Regions from separate parts of the Homo sapiens genome. Here region 2 is linked to region 1. A link is a loop called in an ENCODE intact Hi-C map of the cell type or tissue named here. Cell type or tissue: gastrocnemius medialis. All regions are shown on one strand. Links, peaks and the distances in the headings refer to the core of each region. The heading gives the core; the rest is flanking DNA.

Region 1 (8,340 bases), core at 127-8,126:
ACAGGTGTGCACCACCATGCCTTGCTATTTTTGTACTTTTAGTAGAGATGGGGTTTCACCATATTAGCCAGGCTGGTCTTGAACTCCTGACCTCAAGTGATCTGCCCACCTCGGCCTCCCCAAGTGCTGGGATTACAGGCATGAGCCACCATGCCCAGCCCTAATTTTTCTCAATATTTTCAATTCCCATTTGGTTGGATCCATGGGTGGGGAGCCCACAAATATGGAAGGCTGACTGCATGTGCCTTTTGTTGTTGCTGTTGTTGACTGGCAGAAATTTGCAGTGAATTCCATGTTCTAAAATTTCATGGACTCTGCCTGGGCCAAAGTTTTATGAAAAGTAGGTTGACTACCAGTTTTGGTAAGTACCGCCTTATATCTATATCATGTTGAGTATAGCACTAGGATCATGAAGTCTCATAGCTAGAGAAAGGGTTTATCTGTCTGGTTAAGTATTTACTGAGCACCTATTGTCTGCATAGCATGCAGAACCAAACATAATTGGACATAATCCTGATTCTATAAATACTGCCAACTGTGGGAGAAAAGAAAATAAGTGGATGATGAATACGCAACTCTGTCCTTGACTTCATGGCGGTATCACATATAGCTAAACTATTGCTTCTAAAGCTGAACTAAAGTAGCAATGCAGCCGGGTGTGGTGGCTCATGCCTGTAATCCCAGCACTTTGGGAGGCCAAGGCGGGGAGGTTAGGAGTTCAAGATTAGCCTTGCCAACACTGTGAAACCCTTTCTCTTAGCTGGGCATGGTGGCACGTGCCTGTAGTCCCAGCTACTCAGGAGGCTGAGGACTCCTACTCAGGAGAACTGCTTGAACCCAGGAGGCAGAAGTTGCAGTGACCGAGATGTCACCATTGCACTCCAGCCTGGGCGACAAGAGCAAAACTCTGTCTCGGAAAAAAAAAAAAAAAAAAGAAGAAGCAATGCTTGATGCTATCTTCAGTCCTTTATGAATAATGCATATTATAGACAAGTGGGAAAAATGGTGTTAATACTTTCTAATATTTCCTTTCCTTCCTGGATCCAAAGATATTTTCACACACCTCTTGACCACTCAGCACGGTACTGTAATTTGCCATGACCCATAAAACAAGCAGAAGTGGCAAGTGTGATTTCTGGGTGGAAGCACTGAAAAGTTAGTACATGATTGCCTAAGGTCTCTTCCCCTGCTCTGGAAAATAAGGAAGCTACATGTTAAGATGATAGTATCAGAAAACCGAGGCGCCATCCACAGCCAGTCTCTGAGTAACTCTACAGTGTGAAAAGCAATGTCTACATCTGTCTCTAGGGACTTGCAATAGAAATTCAGCGTGAATAAGAAGTAAACCTCTGTCAGTTAAAGCCACTGAGATTTGTGGGTGGTTCGTTAGAGAGCTTCACCTTTCCTGGCGAATTCAAAATGCAGAATTGATAAATTGACTTTGTCCTAAGTAAGTCAATGAAGGTTTCACCAAAGAAGGTCAAAATCTTTGAGCAGGATTTTGATGTAAGAGCAGTTTACCTAATCCTCAAAGGAAGCTTACAAAGGAGGGGATATTTTTGTTGTTATCATCATCACCAACAAATGAGAAAAGTAAAACTGAAGCTGAGAAAGATGAAGCGGTTGGCCCACACTGTCCAGAGAGGAACCTGGGATCAAATTTTGGATGTTTCTTTCCAAATCTGCTTTCTTTCTTCTAGTTCTAGACCCTTACAGTCAGTACACTGAAGAGGGTGTGCCTGACAACTGGTCACAGTTTTCTTTTCTTTCTTTCTTTTTTTTAAATTATACTTTAAGTTCTAGGGTACATGTGCACAACATGCAGATTTGTTACATATGTATACATGTGCCATGTTGGTGTGCTGTACCCATTAACTCGTTATTTACATTAGGTATTTCTCCTAACGCTATCCCTCCTCCCTCCCCCCATCCCATGACAGGCCCCGGTGTGTGATGTTCCCCACCCTGTGTCCAAGGTAGGTGGTACTGGCAGTATTCTGTAAATCACAGGTTTGGTGGATAAAAGGATATCGCATGTAATTCATCAACACTCACCTGTATGTGAGTGCTTAGCTTTGGGGCATTGCATTCCAGGACAGCTTTCTGACACTATTTTTGGAGTGAGACTCAAGTCTTTTAAATTCAGATGCCCAGCTGGCCTAAGTCCTGTATTCCCAAGAATAAAACCACATGGTAATGCGGTGAGGTAGAAGGAGACACAGGAGGAAGAACCAAGAGTGTGCGTGACACCTAACTTTATTTTAAGTAACAGAAAAAATAATAAATGACATTTGGATTCTGTTTTCATTGAAAGGTGTAAACCAAATTTACAGTCTACTTCAAAGGTAAGGAAGAAGTCTCCTTGGATGTTCACAAGCTGTACTTCTGAATAGCCAATGTTAGGCCAGTTGCCTAGGCAAGTAGATTCTGATCTCTTTCCTCAAGGGATTGTAGTTTACAATATAAGCAGAGTCAAAGGGCTCTTGTAAGATGAGCTTGTAGTATGGGGACAGTGAGGCCTTCAGGTGAGCTGAGGGGAGCATGAACAGGAGGGCATGAATTTCCCAGGCTTTCCTTGCCCTCTGTTGTCTCTGGGCACCCTGGATCTTGCCACTACCTTGCTTAGTGCACTGACATTAAGCAGTTATTGTTTTGATGGCAACAGAGGAGGGAGAATGTTATTTTCAAAGGAAGGACATCACTGGATAAGAAAATTCATCTCTCCACATCCTCACACGCAGAGCTAATCGGCTGGGAGGTGGCACAGAGGTCACTGGGAGGTGGCGGAGAGGTCACTGGTATTGAAATAAAGGTGACGGGAAGTCAGGAATGGATCTCTGTTATTTTCCCCCCTAGCAGACTTTCTCCTTCAGTTTCTGGAATTCCTACCTCCGGACAAAAGTTTGGGTTATGAACCAGATGGACAATGAGGGGATCTGAACAGATGTCATACTTTCCATTCCCCCTCCCCCTGCCGTCTTCCTCTGTCTTCCTCCCTCTCACTCAACCAGAGGACGAAAGTAAAATTCAGAGTAAGATTCCAGTGGTTGTGAATGACCACACTACCCTTCTTATTGGGGTTTAGAGCAGCAAGCTGTAGTATTAATATAAGGAATATTTTTATAGTCCAAGAATTTACCTTTCTATTTTTGACTCAGTTGTATATAAAATAGAAAAGGAGTGGGGTGGGTGGAAACCTCTTCTGACTGACCCTTGGATCTGGAAAAGTGATATGTAAAGGCAGAGAAATACAAAACAGGTCTGAGACCATCCCTCTGCCCCCTTTAAAAAATATGAGCAACTCTTATGTTGATAAGAAGAGTAGAGCCCTTTAAGGCATAGATAAATAATTTCTTGGCTAATGTTCTTGATCCATGGCTACAGACTAACTTTTATTTAAAGAGGCCAGTGAAGACATAGATAAATATAGAGAGAAAAGAGAGAAACTAAGACACTAAGTTACCCCGAAGGGCATTCCTGTATTAGTCATCGTATAAAAATTATATGTACCACAGAATATCTATTTTTAGAGGCCAGGAGGTTATGTGAAGCAGGTCAGATGTCGGCAAAGACCCAAGGCCAGCTTGCAGCAATGATATTGGATATTTGGATATTTGTTTTCTTTATTTTAACTGTGCAAAGCTGGCACTGACCGCATGGATATGTTGGGCACTTGGGGAGGGCGAGACAAGGTCCATGTGCTCCTTCAAAGATATCTGAGGTACTCAGTGATTCTTTTGTGTTATTTTTATCTATCTTCTAGGCCTGGCACTACACAAACACACATGTATCTGCACTCACGCATGCACGCGCACACACACTCACACACGAATGCTTTATGACGCATATTTCATATCTTCATGCCTGACAGAGGCCGCCCCCATTTCTCCTAATGAATTGATTAGAATACTTTATTTCAATACTTTATTTGTTTCTTACCAGTTAAATCTTGTCTGAGTTTATAGAAGCCAGATAATTTGTGGCCTCTCTCCGGAGTCGAGAACAGTCCATTTGGCTACTGAGCAGTTGACCACCTATCAGATTGAATGATTGGAGCTGAGATAAACTGCACTGAAATGTACCAGCTTCTTACTCACTGCACATTTGTTTCACTTTTTTTCTTTTATGTAGTGAAACTCATCTAAGCTGCTTCTCTAGAACCAACTCTCTTATTTGCATAAAATATTTGTCTCCCAGTGGCTACGGATGATGCTGTTGGACATGGGAGAATGGCTTCCTGTTTGTTCTCAACCCTCCTGCCTTGGTTCTTCTCAAACCAGAGTGGGGGCCATGTCTCTACTCCACACTCCATCCAAGAAATTGGAGAACCATGCACTACTGGGGTCAGTTTGCCAGACTTAGCAAATAAAGTCACAAGATGCCCAGTTCAATTTGAAATTTAGATAAATGACAAATATATTTTAGTATAAGTCAATCCCGTGCAATATAGGAACCTACTCATGCTAACAATTCTTATTGGTTATCTGAAATTCAAACTGGACTGGGTATTCCCTATTGTTTCTGGCAACCCTATGCTGGGGCATGTTCCTAAGAGGAGTTCCCACGGTCCCCAGACCATCCAAACCCCGCTTTGGACCACTAAGCACAGTTAATAGGATAGGACATTGTGCCTTCTAGATCTCACTGATGCCTATTTTCTAATCTTTTCAAGCAGGGGTCCCCAACCCCCAGGCCACAGACCAGTACCAGTCTGTGGCCTCTTAGGAACCAGGTCACACAGCAGAAAGAGTGATGAGTGCGTGGGTGAAGCTTCGTCTGTGTTTACAGCCACTCCCCATCATTCACATGACTGCCTGAGTGCTGCCTCCTGCTATATCAGTGGTGGCATTAAGATTCTTATAGGAGTACAAACTCTACTGTGAACTGCGTATGCAAGGGATCTAGGTTGTGCCCTCCTTATGAGAATCTAATGCCTGATGATCTGTCACAGTCTCCCATCAACCCCAGATGGGACCATCTGGTGGCAAGAAAACAAGCTTAGCTCTCCCACTGTTTCTACATTATGGTGAGTTGTATAATTAATTCATTATATATTATAATTTAATAATAATAAAATGCACAATAATGTAATGTGTTTGAATCATCTGGAAAACATCCCCACCCCACTCCCAGTCCATGGAAAAATTGTCTTTTATGAAACTAGTCCCTGGTGTTAGAAAGGATGGGGAGTGCTGCTCTAGAGAACTTAAAGATTCCCAGATTTTTAGAGAGATGAGATGCAGAGGATAGAGGTTATCTCATCTTAACTCCACTGCCTTTCTTTTATTTAATCCTATGAAGTTAGGAAGACCTGGACTTTACCCCTTTGAACCACCTAGGCAAGGGTATGCTTATACAAGCTCTAGCAACAGAATTAAAATGTCTCATGTTAGTCCCTGATTTTCATCTAGAAAGTTAAGAGTACATACTTTAACACCATTGACCTTTCAAATAGCTGATAAGGCCGGATATTTAGGAAATTAGAGCTTGGGGAATGGCGACATTACCCAGAAACTTACTGGCAGGCAAGTCTAGGGCAAGTCTCCTGGTTTCCTTCCCTTTGGGCCTCTCCCCACCCAGGGCCATCTCCCTAAAAGACACAGGATCTGGCTGGCTCAAGAGTCCTTTCTGGCTACAGAGAAGTGGCTCACAAGTAATCATTTCCATTCCTTCCACCCATAGACCTGCCGTTTTACTATCTCCAGGATAACAATTAAGCAAAGAGATATCTATGACTGATTTTGAAAGGATACAATAAACCACAATTGATCGTTAATTTTATTATTATAAAAACAATCCATTAGAGAAAGTTCACAATATTCAAAAAACATGATGATAAAAATAATAAGCACTCAGTCATACTTTCAATAATTAGATAAACTCTTCTTAACATTTTGGTGTTTATGTTGTATCTTTGTTTTGAGGCACAAATATATATATTCATTCCTATTTATGTAAATGCCTGGAAACACACTTAAAATGAATAATGTCCTTAAATATTTTATGCTGATTTTTTATTTAGTGTGTTCCACATACATTTTCCAAAAACAAAAATAAAATTTTTTTCCCCTGAGAAAAAAATGGAGTAAAACTGCTTCCCAATATTTACATCTCTTTCCTTCAGTCTATCAGGGTGCTCTGAATTTGAAGTAGGCACTTTGGGACCCTGATGTGTTGGGACAGCTGAATGCATGACTATGGATGTAGGTCCACCCCCCAGCCCATTTGAACCACTCCTGAGACCACGGAAAACCCAGTAGTCTGTTGTGTCATGGTTTCCCTAAGAAATGGGAATCTTCAGGTGTGTTCTCAAGCTAGAAGAAATGTAAAGATAAACAGGACCTTAAAATAAATTGTTATGGGATATCTTCAAGGTTGTACACTCCAAAAATACGTAGTAATACTAATTCACTTGTTTGGCCCTCACTTGGGGCTAATGGGGAGATCTTATATTTGTTCTGTCTCTTTGATAGAAAAATTACTCTCCTGACACTTGATAAACAAACCTTGCATCATCCTCTATTGAAAATTAAGTTAAAATAACATTTTTTTTTTTTTTGAGATGGAGTTTCACTCTTGTTGCCCAGGCTGGAGCACAGTAGTGTAGTCTCGGATCACTGCAACCTCCGCCTCCCAGGTTCAAGCGATTCTCCTGCCTCAGCCTTCTGAGTAGCTGGGATTACAGGTGTGCACCACCACATCTGGCTAATTTTTGTATTTTTAGTAGAGATGGGGTTTCACCACATTGGCCAGGCTGGTTTTGAGCTCCTGACCTGAAGTAATCCACTCGCCTCGGCCTCCCAAAGTACTGGGATTACAGGCGTGAGCCACCGCGCCCAGCCTAAAATAATATTTATTGCATGCTTTGTATCCATACTTCCAACTATGAATTCAGACATTTATTGAATGTCAAACACCTGCTGACACGTATCCATAAATTGTTCCTTTTAACTCTTCCAAAACACCCTCTGAGATATTATTAAGATTGGCATTGTTGTTGTTATTATTAGTGCCCCTATTAAAAATATTTTGAAATAATTATAGATTCACAGGAAGTTACTAAAATAGTATGTAGATTTCAGAATATGCTTCACCCAACTTTCTCTATGGCGGATGTGTTCCTTTAATTTTTCTGTTTGTTTGCTTGTTTATTAATACACAAGGTACTGAAACTCTGAATAGCTACATAGTTTGCCAACTTCCAGCTAGAGAGGGGTAGAGACTGGGGTCAAACTGGATCCATCTGACTCCAAAGTATAATCTCCCTCCCCTGGTTTTTGGCGCATGGGAAGGTGTAACTGATGAGTGAGAGACCAGCTGGAGTTTGGAAACTCTTCTGGGACCATGAGTTCCAGTGTGTAATTTCCCACATCCCAATCTGCTTCAGGAGGCCACTGATGTAGCTAGCAATCAGTCCTGCAGTAGTTTTATGTTCAGGTGGGAGAAAAGCTTGGGTTGACTTACTTAGACTACAGATAAGAACAAAAGTAGAAGCTCCTGACAGCTCGAGCTCCTTTTGCTGGCACCAAGCTCTGTTCTTACAAAGAACAGTGTGGAGCTGGAGGAGACCCTATAAATATGCAAATGTAGGGAAATCTTGCACCGGGTCATCAACTGCCTAGATGGGACGAAAGGGAAGGCACATTACTGCAGGTAGCCAGCTCCAAGAAATCTCCACATTTCTGAGAATCTCTGAGTAGTTAGTGATTGTAAATAAAGAAGCCAAAGACAGCCAATTTCATTTTCAGGGTTTTGGATTACTCTGTGAGAAGTGCATATATAAGCAAATGCATTCAATAATAGCCCTAATATAGTAAGAAGCTTTCCACTGGCTTCTCTCTTGCCTTTCTTTTTTTTTTTTTCTCCCTTCGAATTGATATCTCTCAAAGCCTTAAGTCAAACTGTGTTTTATTAAGAGAATGGGTTATTTGAGATATGGTTGTGACATTCACCAGGGCTGAGCCTAGCTGTCGTTCTGCCAAGATCCTTCATGCTGAATCTGGATTTCAGTAAAGAGAGAGCCATGCCTTGCTCAGTTTTTCTTGGCTTGGATGATTCTGCTCAGTTCCTACCCAAGTGGCAGGGGTTTTGCCAAGAGCAGGATGATTTCCTGGCCCCTGGGACAGTGTCTGTTGATAGTGTGGGTGGTTCACAGAAGCTAGATGCATCCAGCCACATGAGCTCGGCCTTTTTCTTCATGAATGTGATTCTAGAACATCATACCATTGCTACTGGGACTGCCATGAGAGGGGACAAAGGGCTGCAGGCACCTTGGAGTTAGACATGGCCAAGAAACTAAAGAGGGCAGAAGAAGCTCTTGGAATATGAGATCCCTGGCAA
Region 2 (8,340 bases), core at 309-8,308, 63 kb after region 1:
CCATGAGAGGCTATGATTGTGTCCTTCCTGCTGCAAGAGGCCCAGAGGTAGCCCCACTCCTCTAGGACGGACCCTGAATTGTTAAAAGGAGTGAAGTTCCTGGAACAATCATTGTTATATTAAATGCCTGGGTTGCCACCGTGGATTTTGGCATCTTGAGAGAGTTCCTCCATTCATTCCTTTTGTGGGCATGCAGACATCTGGGACCTGCAAAGAGAAATGAGGACTCCCTCCCCCTCCACAGAGGATATGACTGCCTGTGGCTGTTCCTCCCACGATGTGTCTGGACTATCCCTACGCTGAGCCAGGGGTGTGAACGACCAGATGGCCATCGACACCATCAAAAAAGGCATCCCCAGTTCCATGTCCCCTCACTCTACTTTTCTTCGTTCCCCTTATCACAACCTGTAGTCTGTACATTTATTTGCTTAGCGTCAGTCCTTCCCACCAGAATGTAAGCTCCATAGGACAGAATTGTGTTGTGTTCACACTGGCTGGTGCGCCATATGGTACCGGGCCTCGGTACACACCCATTCAATCACTGACTACCCAAATCTCTCCAGGACAGGAACTCATGCTCTTTTACTGCTTGTTCCCTCTCCATGGCAGGGTTTTTTCTTTCTTTCTCTCTTTCTTTCCTTCTTTTCTAACATTATTGACGTACAATTTATATACATTACTATAAAATTCACCAATTTAAAGTGTGACATTTAATGGGCTTTTGTATATGTATAGAGTTGTACAACCATCGCCCTACTCTAATTTTAGAACATTTCTACACCCTAGAAGGAAACTCCATACCCATGAACAGTCACTCCCCATTTCTTCTCTGCCTCCAAGCCCTAGGCAACCACTCATCTACTTCCTGTCTGTATAAATTTGCCTACAGTGGACATTTTAAAGAGATGGAATCATACAACATTGCTCTTTGTACCTGGCTTCTTTCACTTAGTATATCTTTTCGAGGTTTCCCCCTGATGTGGCATGCATTTGTATTTTGTTCTTTTGATTATGGAATAGTATTCCATTGTATGGATAGAACATATCTTGGGTATCCCTTTAGTAGTTGATGGACATTCGGGATATTTCTACTTTTTGATTATTATGAATAATGTCTTTATGAGTGAATTCACATAGAAGTCTTTATGTAGACACGAATCTTCATTTCTCTTGGGTAGATTCCCAGGAGTGGAATTGCTGGGTCTCTAATGGCATTTTGTCAATTTAGCCCTGTAATATATTTATTCTTCTCTCCATTATCAGCCTTTGAGCTGCTTGAGGGTTGACTGGGGATTTGAGTCATCTAAATATTTCCATAAAATCTGATCTAGATGCTTACATATGGTGGCTCCTTGTAAACCATTCCAGAGCAAAGGAAAGAGAGGGAAAGAGAGGTCAGGCTGAAGCCAAGGCCTGCAGCATTAGGGGAGAAGCAAGGAAAAATTGCTGTGGAGTCTTTCCTAACTAGAAAGCTACACTTTGTCTTACGCATGAGGGAGAAAGCATGTCTGCACTTAGCAAGGCCATTTTCCCCAAAGTTGTCAGTGATGTCACTCATATCACCTGGTAAAAGTTTTTTCTTCTAACAATAATTGTTATTGTACCCATTATGGAAAATTTGATAATACAGATCAATAAAGAAGAAATTGGATTACCTATATAGTGACATTCCTGACATGACCACTTATCAGCTGTCCTAGGCAAACACTATGACATCAGCAAACCTCAGGGCTTTTTTACTTGTTTGGGTTTTTTTGTTTGTTTGCATTTCTGAGACAGTGCCTTGCCGTGATGCCCAGGCTGGAGTGCAATGGCATGATCTCAGCTCACTGCAACCTCTGCTTCCAGGGCTGGAGCCATCCTCCTACCTCAGCCGCCCTAGCACCTGGAACTACAGGTGTGCACCACCATGCCCAACTAATTTTTGTGGGTTTTTTTCTAGAGACAGGAGTTAGCCTGTCTTTACAAAAGACATGTTGCCCAGCCTGAGCTGTAACTCCTGGGCTCAAGCAATCTGCCTGCCTTGGCCTCCCAAAGTGCTGAGATTATAGGCATGAGCCATTGTGCTCTGCCTAAACCTTAGTTTTTTACATCTGGAAAGTGTGAAAAAATAACAGGGAGTGCTGAGAATTTGGAGTTGAGGGTTCTGTCGTGCTCTTCATGACTGCTTAGATGTTTTGTATCTGTAAGATAAGGAAAAAAGTAAGCAGATTAATGGGTAGAGAAGCTCTGCTGTAAAGCACAGGAACTTGCTCCTTCTGCCTCTCCATCTTACCCTGCAGGTATGCCTCCTTCCTCCACAGGCGTGGGAGTGGTCAGCAGGAAGGCAGGCCAGGTAGGAAAGTCCAGCAAATGTGTACCTAAAAGATGGCATGGACCTGGTAATTAAACACACATCTGCAAGAATGATGGTGAAGACTAGGGTGGGAGGTGATGTGATATGAACATGACGATGATGGTAGCTTTCATTGCTACCATCTTCCATGCATTATATAAGATACTTTATTCATTCTTTTCCAGTTAACTGAATAATTTGAGTGCCTCTCACTGCATCAGGTTCTTGGGATACAGAGATGGATGAGAAATGGTGACAAATAGCAGTAAAACACACTAGTTCTGGCGTCAGCTAAACTTCAGTCATCCATTCATCCGTTCACCCATCCATCCACCCATTCAACAGATTCAAGAGGGAGTGCCTTCTATGGCCCCAGCATCGTGTTGGACAATGGAATCCTGGCTGTCTTTCCTGTAGTACATGAAGCCAATTCTTAAACTCTTTAAGTCTCAGTTTTCTCAGCTGATAAATGGGAAGAATAATACCCAGTAAGTTCCACTGGGTTGCTATGAGAACTAAATAAAATATGCTTAGCACAGTACCTGAATGAGTTGGCTGCTGTTGTTTAGTAATAGTATTTGTATTTGCATTGGAAGATATGGACCTGCCCTCCAGGAACTTGTGGTGGGGGCTGGTACATGGCCTTTTGCTTCCCTAGCTGTTTCTCTAGCCCACAGTGGAGTGGGCAGCTCTTTCTGCCATGCCCTAGTTGCCATCCTGGTCCCCTGGGCCCTCTGAGCTGAGCCCCTGGGGGGGCTCAGTAACATGACCTGCCCTGGACCCATCCCCTAACTTTGCCAGGAAAGGGCGGATGGGCGTCCTCATTGGCAAGGATCCGAGCAGGGCAAGTGTTGGGGTTCAGAGGACAAAGGAAAGGGACATTTCAAGGAAGTTCCCACTTCCTCAGAACCAGAGTTCCTATCTCCGCCGCTCATGTGATCTATTGGGACATTTTTCATGTTCCAAATGTAAGCACATCCCGGAAAAATGCCAGTGTTGGTCTTGTGATGAAATGTCTTTCTTTACAAATGCCTGACATGGCCTGAGAGCCTGGAGGATGGCGAGCAGAAGGAGCAGACCGCACGTTTCTGAGCGAGGTAGAGATTATATGTTCCCATCCTTATTCACTTTTCTAAACTTAAGATAACTTATGTCTGTAAAATGGGAACAAAATGTGCCCTGTCATGAGGTGGTTTATGAGTTTAAATGAGACCCTGTAGGCCAGGCGCGGTGGCTCAAGCCTGTAATCTCAGCACTTTGGGAGGCCGAGGTGGGTGGATCACGAGGTCAGGAGTTCGAGACCAGCCTGACCAACACTGTGAAACCCTGTCTCTACTAAAAATACAAAAATTAGCCAGACAAGGTGGCGGGCACCTGTAATCCCAGCTACTCAGGAGGCTGAGGCAGGAGAATCACTTGAACCTGGGAGGTAGAGGTTGCAGTGAGCTGAGATCACGCCACTGCACTCCAGTCTGGGCAACAGAGTGAGACTCTGTCTCAGAAAAAAATAAAAATTAAAAATAAATAAATAAATAAATGAGACCTTGCATATAAAAATACCTAGCTCTGCAATGACCATTTTTTCAGTTGTAATTTGTTTCATCTTCATACTGTTCAATGAAGTAGACAATTTTATCATCTCTACTTATAGAGGAGGAAATTGAGATCAGAGAGGTAACTACTTGCTTAAAGCCACCCAGGTAATAGGCGGGAGAGTTGGTCATCAAACAAGATCTGTCTGAATCCCGAGCTTATGTTTTTAACCACTCACCATTTATTTAGTGTAAGAATCAGCAAACTTTTTCTGTAAAGGGACAGATATTAAATATTTTTGGCTTTGTGGTCCAGACTGTCTGTTGCAACCGCTCAACTCTGCCATTGAGGAATGAAAGCAGCCATATACAATGTAAATGAACGGTCATGGCTATGTTCCAATAAAACTGTATTTACAAAAATGGGCAGTGGGCTGGATGGGGCTTGCAGGGCTCCAGTTTGCAACCTCTGCTTTAGAGGAACGCATGAGTTGGGCCCTTGGGCACTTGGGACACATGATTGGGTGTGGGGTGGCTAAGGAATAAATGCCTGCTAGCATAAGGACAGCTTGTAGCCTCTACAAAACATCTGCTTGTCAAACAACATCACTCTTTATATGGAAGATGGCTATTAAAAAGGAAGTGTGAGCCCACGATTGATTGAAGGCAATCAAAGCAAGCAGGAGGATTAAGTACAAGAGGTCGCCATTAGAAGGGTCTCCTGCATGTAGCCTTCCTGACCAAGGACAAGAATAGCCCGGGTGATTTATAATGCTCCATGGAGCTTCTCTGGCTTCTCTGGTTTCTTTTCTGCCCCCTGGATTATCTTATCCTCAGCCACCCCCTTCCTCTACCCCAAAGGATTTGAAACTTCCCAGGCATGGGGGCCACGTTACCACTGTCTGCACCATCCTGGCAGACTCTGACTGCCCCTCAATGCCAACACCCCTGGCCTGCCCAGGGTGAGCTGGGGCTGAGCAGGTTAAGGCCAGGTTTGCCCTGAGGCTGCAGCATGCTGGGGCTGCTCCAGACCTGTTTCTGGGACAGCAGGTGCAGTCGTTCACTGACACCAAAATACATTCTTGAGGCAAGAGCAGACGGGCCAAACAAGAGCAGGTCTCCCACCCTCCACGGACTTGGCTCCCTCCAGAGGACACATTTGCCATGAGGACACCCCAAGTGCTAATCCTCTCACCCAGGAGATCTAAGCAGAGTCAGCATTTTAGTTGAGGGCTGGACACAGGCAGGGGCATCCCCCCAGTGCCGTCTGGCCGGCCCAGGGCAGCAGTAAATCACACAGGGGAAGGCACTTCTTGGACGCCTGGGCTGCTGGGGACTCCGTGGGTGTCATAAATCAGGAGCTCACCCCATTTCACCTGTACCTTCTCGTGAGTATGTGCAGGGCCCTCTGCAGCCCGGGAAGAGAAAATGGCGGAGAATAAATTCAGCCAACCCAGGCACCAATGGCTGCTGTCTCTTTGTCAACTTATTACCTGAGATTTATGCATGATGCACCCAGGTCTGCTCAGTGACACATTCTAATTTAATTAAATTTCTGTTGGATTGATGTCTGATCAATCAATAATGTTAATGTTTTTGCAATTTGGAGATTAAAGCATGGTCAAGCCACAACCACCCCCCCACGACCACCACCCCCAAAGCATCATGCACTTACTTGAGAATATTATTTGAGAGGAGGTTTGCCTGCCTGCATCCTTTCTCCCCCTCTCCCTTCCTCCCCTCCATATTTAAACATTTATTAAGTGCCTAGTATGTGGAGCTATAACAAGAAGGGAATAACACTTAGAGCAGTGGTTCACAAACTTGAGCATACACTGGCATCACTGGGGGGCTTGTTAGGACGCAGACTGCAGGGCCCCAGCCCCAGAGTTTCCGATTCACGAGGTCCAGGGTGGGCCCTGAGAATCTGCATTTCTATCAAGGCCCAAGTAATGTTGATGCTGCTGCTCTCAGGGACCCCATTCTGAGAACCACTGACTTGGAGGTTAAGGGCACGAGCTCTGGAATCACCTGGGTTCACATCCTACTTACACACTGTATGGTTTCGGACAAATTACTCGATTTCTCTATGCCTCAGTTTCCTAATTCATAAGATCACTGCCTGCAATAAGGGAGATTCTTTCATGCCTGCAAAACACCCAGCACAGTACCTGATATACAATAAGCACTCAATGCATGCCATTGGAGAGCAAAGCAGCTGCGTGCCTGCCCCCTTGCAGATTCCCATCTAGAAGGGTGTGAGGCAGTACACATGTAAGGGTGACTGTATGATTGAGGCAGTGAGAGACTGTAATAGGGGTGTTTTATTTAACTGGGGAGGTCAGAGAGGACCCCCTAATGAAATTGAGCTGGAATTTGAAGGAGGGAGGAACAAGTAAGAAGGGAATGATGAATTTGGGAGGGACCCTTGGAGGCCACTGTAAGGGGTTTGATCAGCATCCTGGGCCCAATGGAAAGACAAAATAATGTTTTAAACAGGGGTGACAACAAGATCATATTCTAATATTGAAAAGATCTTTCCAGTTTCAGCTTAGGGGCATGGCTTGGAGGCGGCCAGGAGTGAATGTAGGAATAGCAGAGACTGAATTAGGCAGGCCTCAAGCTCCAAGATTCTGTTCCCCTCTGGAAACCTGATTCCTCCGTGGTCCCCTCTTCCACACTGGTAAAAGCCACAGATCCGTGTCCATATGGAACACTGCAGCTATCACTTTGGTGTCGCGGGCAGGGGAAAAGATGAACATGAGTAATAATGGATCTTAAATACCCGGTGTCTGTTGCATGAGATAATTATTCCCCATGGCATAAAAGGTACCACATTAGGTGGTCTTCTAAGATTCCAAATAATTCAACACACACAGTCTTCTCTTAAGGTTTTTGCTGTCAAGCATCACACACATTATTTATGTGCAGAACATTTGAAAATCAGTACATGCATTCCAAAAATCTTTGCTGACCACCAGGTGTGTAGACAGCATCATGCAGCTGAAGGTGCCAACCTGAGGAAGATCCAAAGTTTGCCTCCGGGATCTCCTTGATGAGTATAAGACGGTGGATCTAATTCAGGATTCTTTTTATTATTTAATCCCAGGACTGCTACTCAAGATGCTTGAATATTTTCTTTGCTCGTTTCAACACAAAGCCCTAACCAGTCTGCCAAGATGAAACCTGAAGAACACCATTACTGAGAGTGAGGCAATTTCATTTTCAGGATGGCATTAATGGACATCATTTAAACCCATGAGTCATCCTTCATTCACACAGATTTCAGAGCATGTCACCCTGCAGCCTGCCAGGTGCCCTTCAGTTACCTGTGCTGAGACAAGTCTGAGAGGGTGGGTCTAGAGGGAGTGAGGTCCAGAGGAATTCCGAGCCTCATTGATTCAGGGAAAGTAACCCTGTGTTTCATCAGTGATTGTAGAAGGCCAGGTAGTAAGGCTGGACTTGTCTGGAGATCCCTAAAAGCGAGAAAAACTGTCCAGCCCTGTTACTTTATCTTCTAAGCTTGAAATTCTCACTGTGGGTAACAGAGTCACTCATTCATTCATTCATCCTTTTATTCAACAATGAAGGAATTACAGATGAATACAAGTTTGCCAAGCCCAAGAGATCTGCAAAAAGATTTAATATTTGCAAATGTATCCATCATAATCATAATAACAATGATCATTAAGCCTGCTGACATATATTAGGCACTTTTCCCAAGGGAGGTGACATATGAAGCTCTTTTCCTGTACCACCCCATTTATTCCTCACAATACCTATTGGAGATAGACCCTACTACAGCTCCCTCTTTGCTGGAGAGGATATTGAAGGTCAGAGAGATTAAGTAATGCAGCCAAGGACACAAAGCTCATGATGGTGAAGGTGAAACGTACACACAGATCAGTCTGATTTAAAAAAATAATAATATGTGTTTACAAGTATGTTTCTTTTCTTTATTTTTATTTTTGTGTTTGTTTTTGAAACAGGGTCTCGCTCTGTCACCCGGGCTGGAGTGTGGTGGTGCGATCACGGGATCACGGCTCACTGCAACTCCACCTCTGGGGCTCAAGAGATCCTCCCAGCTCAGCCTCCCGAGTAGCCGGGACTACAGGCACACATCACCACACCCAATTAATTTTTTGTATTTTTTGTAGAGACTGGTCTTGCCATGTTGCCCAGTCTTGTCTCAAACTCCTGGGCTCAAGCGATCTGCCCGCCTCAGCCTCCCAAAGTGCTGGGATTACAGGCATAAGCCACCACGCCCTGCCCTTAAATATGTTTTTAAGACCTACTCTGCCATCAGTTCTTCATCCAGAAAGGTAATGAAAATACAGTTGGCCCTCTGTATCCATGGGTTCCAAGTTGCCATTTCATATAAAGGATTTGAGCATCCATGGATTTTGGTATTGTCAGCATTGAGGGGAGCCCTGGAACCAATTCCCCATAGATACCCAGGGACAACTATTCTTA

The links. A loop is a pair of places that touch in the nucleus more often than their neighbours do. Peaks named below come from ENCODE experiments on the same cell type or tissue, not always from the same donor. Only the 100,000 strongest peaks of a DNase experiment are listed, where the experiment ranks them.
Region 2: a loop joins it to region 1, with 2.8 times the contacts of the local background. A loop is called at or near these places in 2 of 110 quality-filtered maps.

Annotation. Positions count from the first base shown.
Region 1 is chr16:79,528,181-79,536,520 of GRCh38, reverse strand. It overlaps a transcript of MAF not described here. Among named protein-coding and RNA genes, the nearest start is that of MAF, 68 kb to the left of the region's middle. In gastrocnemius medialis, for the core only: no CTCF peak of the experiment used is centred there; a DNase peak (open chromatin) is centred at 3,610; H3K27ac peaks cover 2,848 bases.
Region 2 is chr16:79,465,109-79,473,448 of GRCh38, reverse strand. It overlaps a transcript of MAF not described here. Among named protein-coding and RNA genes, the nearest start is that of MAF, 130 kb to the left of the region's middle. In gastrocnemius medialis, for the core only: no CTCF peak of the experiment used is centred there; DNase peaks (open chromatin) are centred at 3,214, 5,028 and 7,177; H3K27ac peaks cover 626 bases.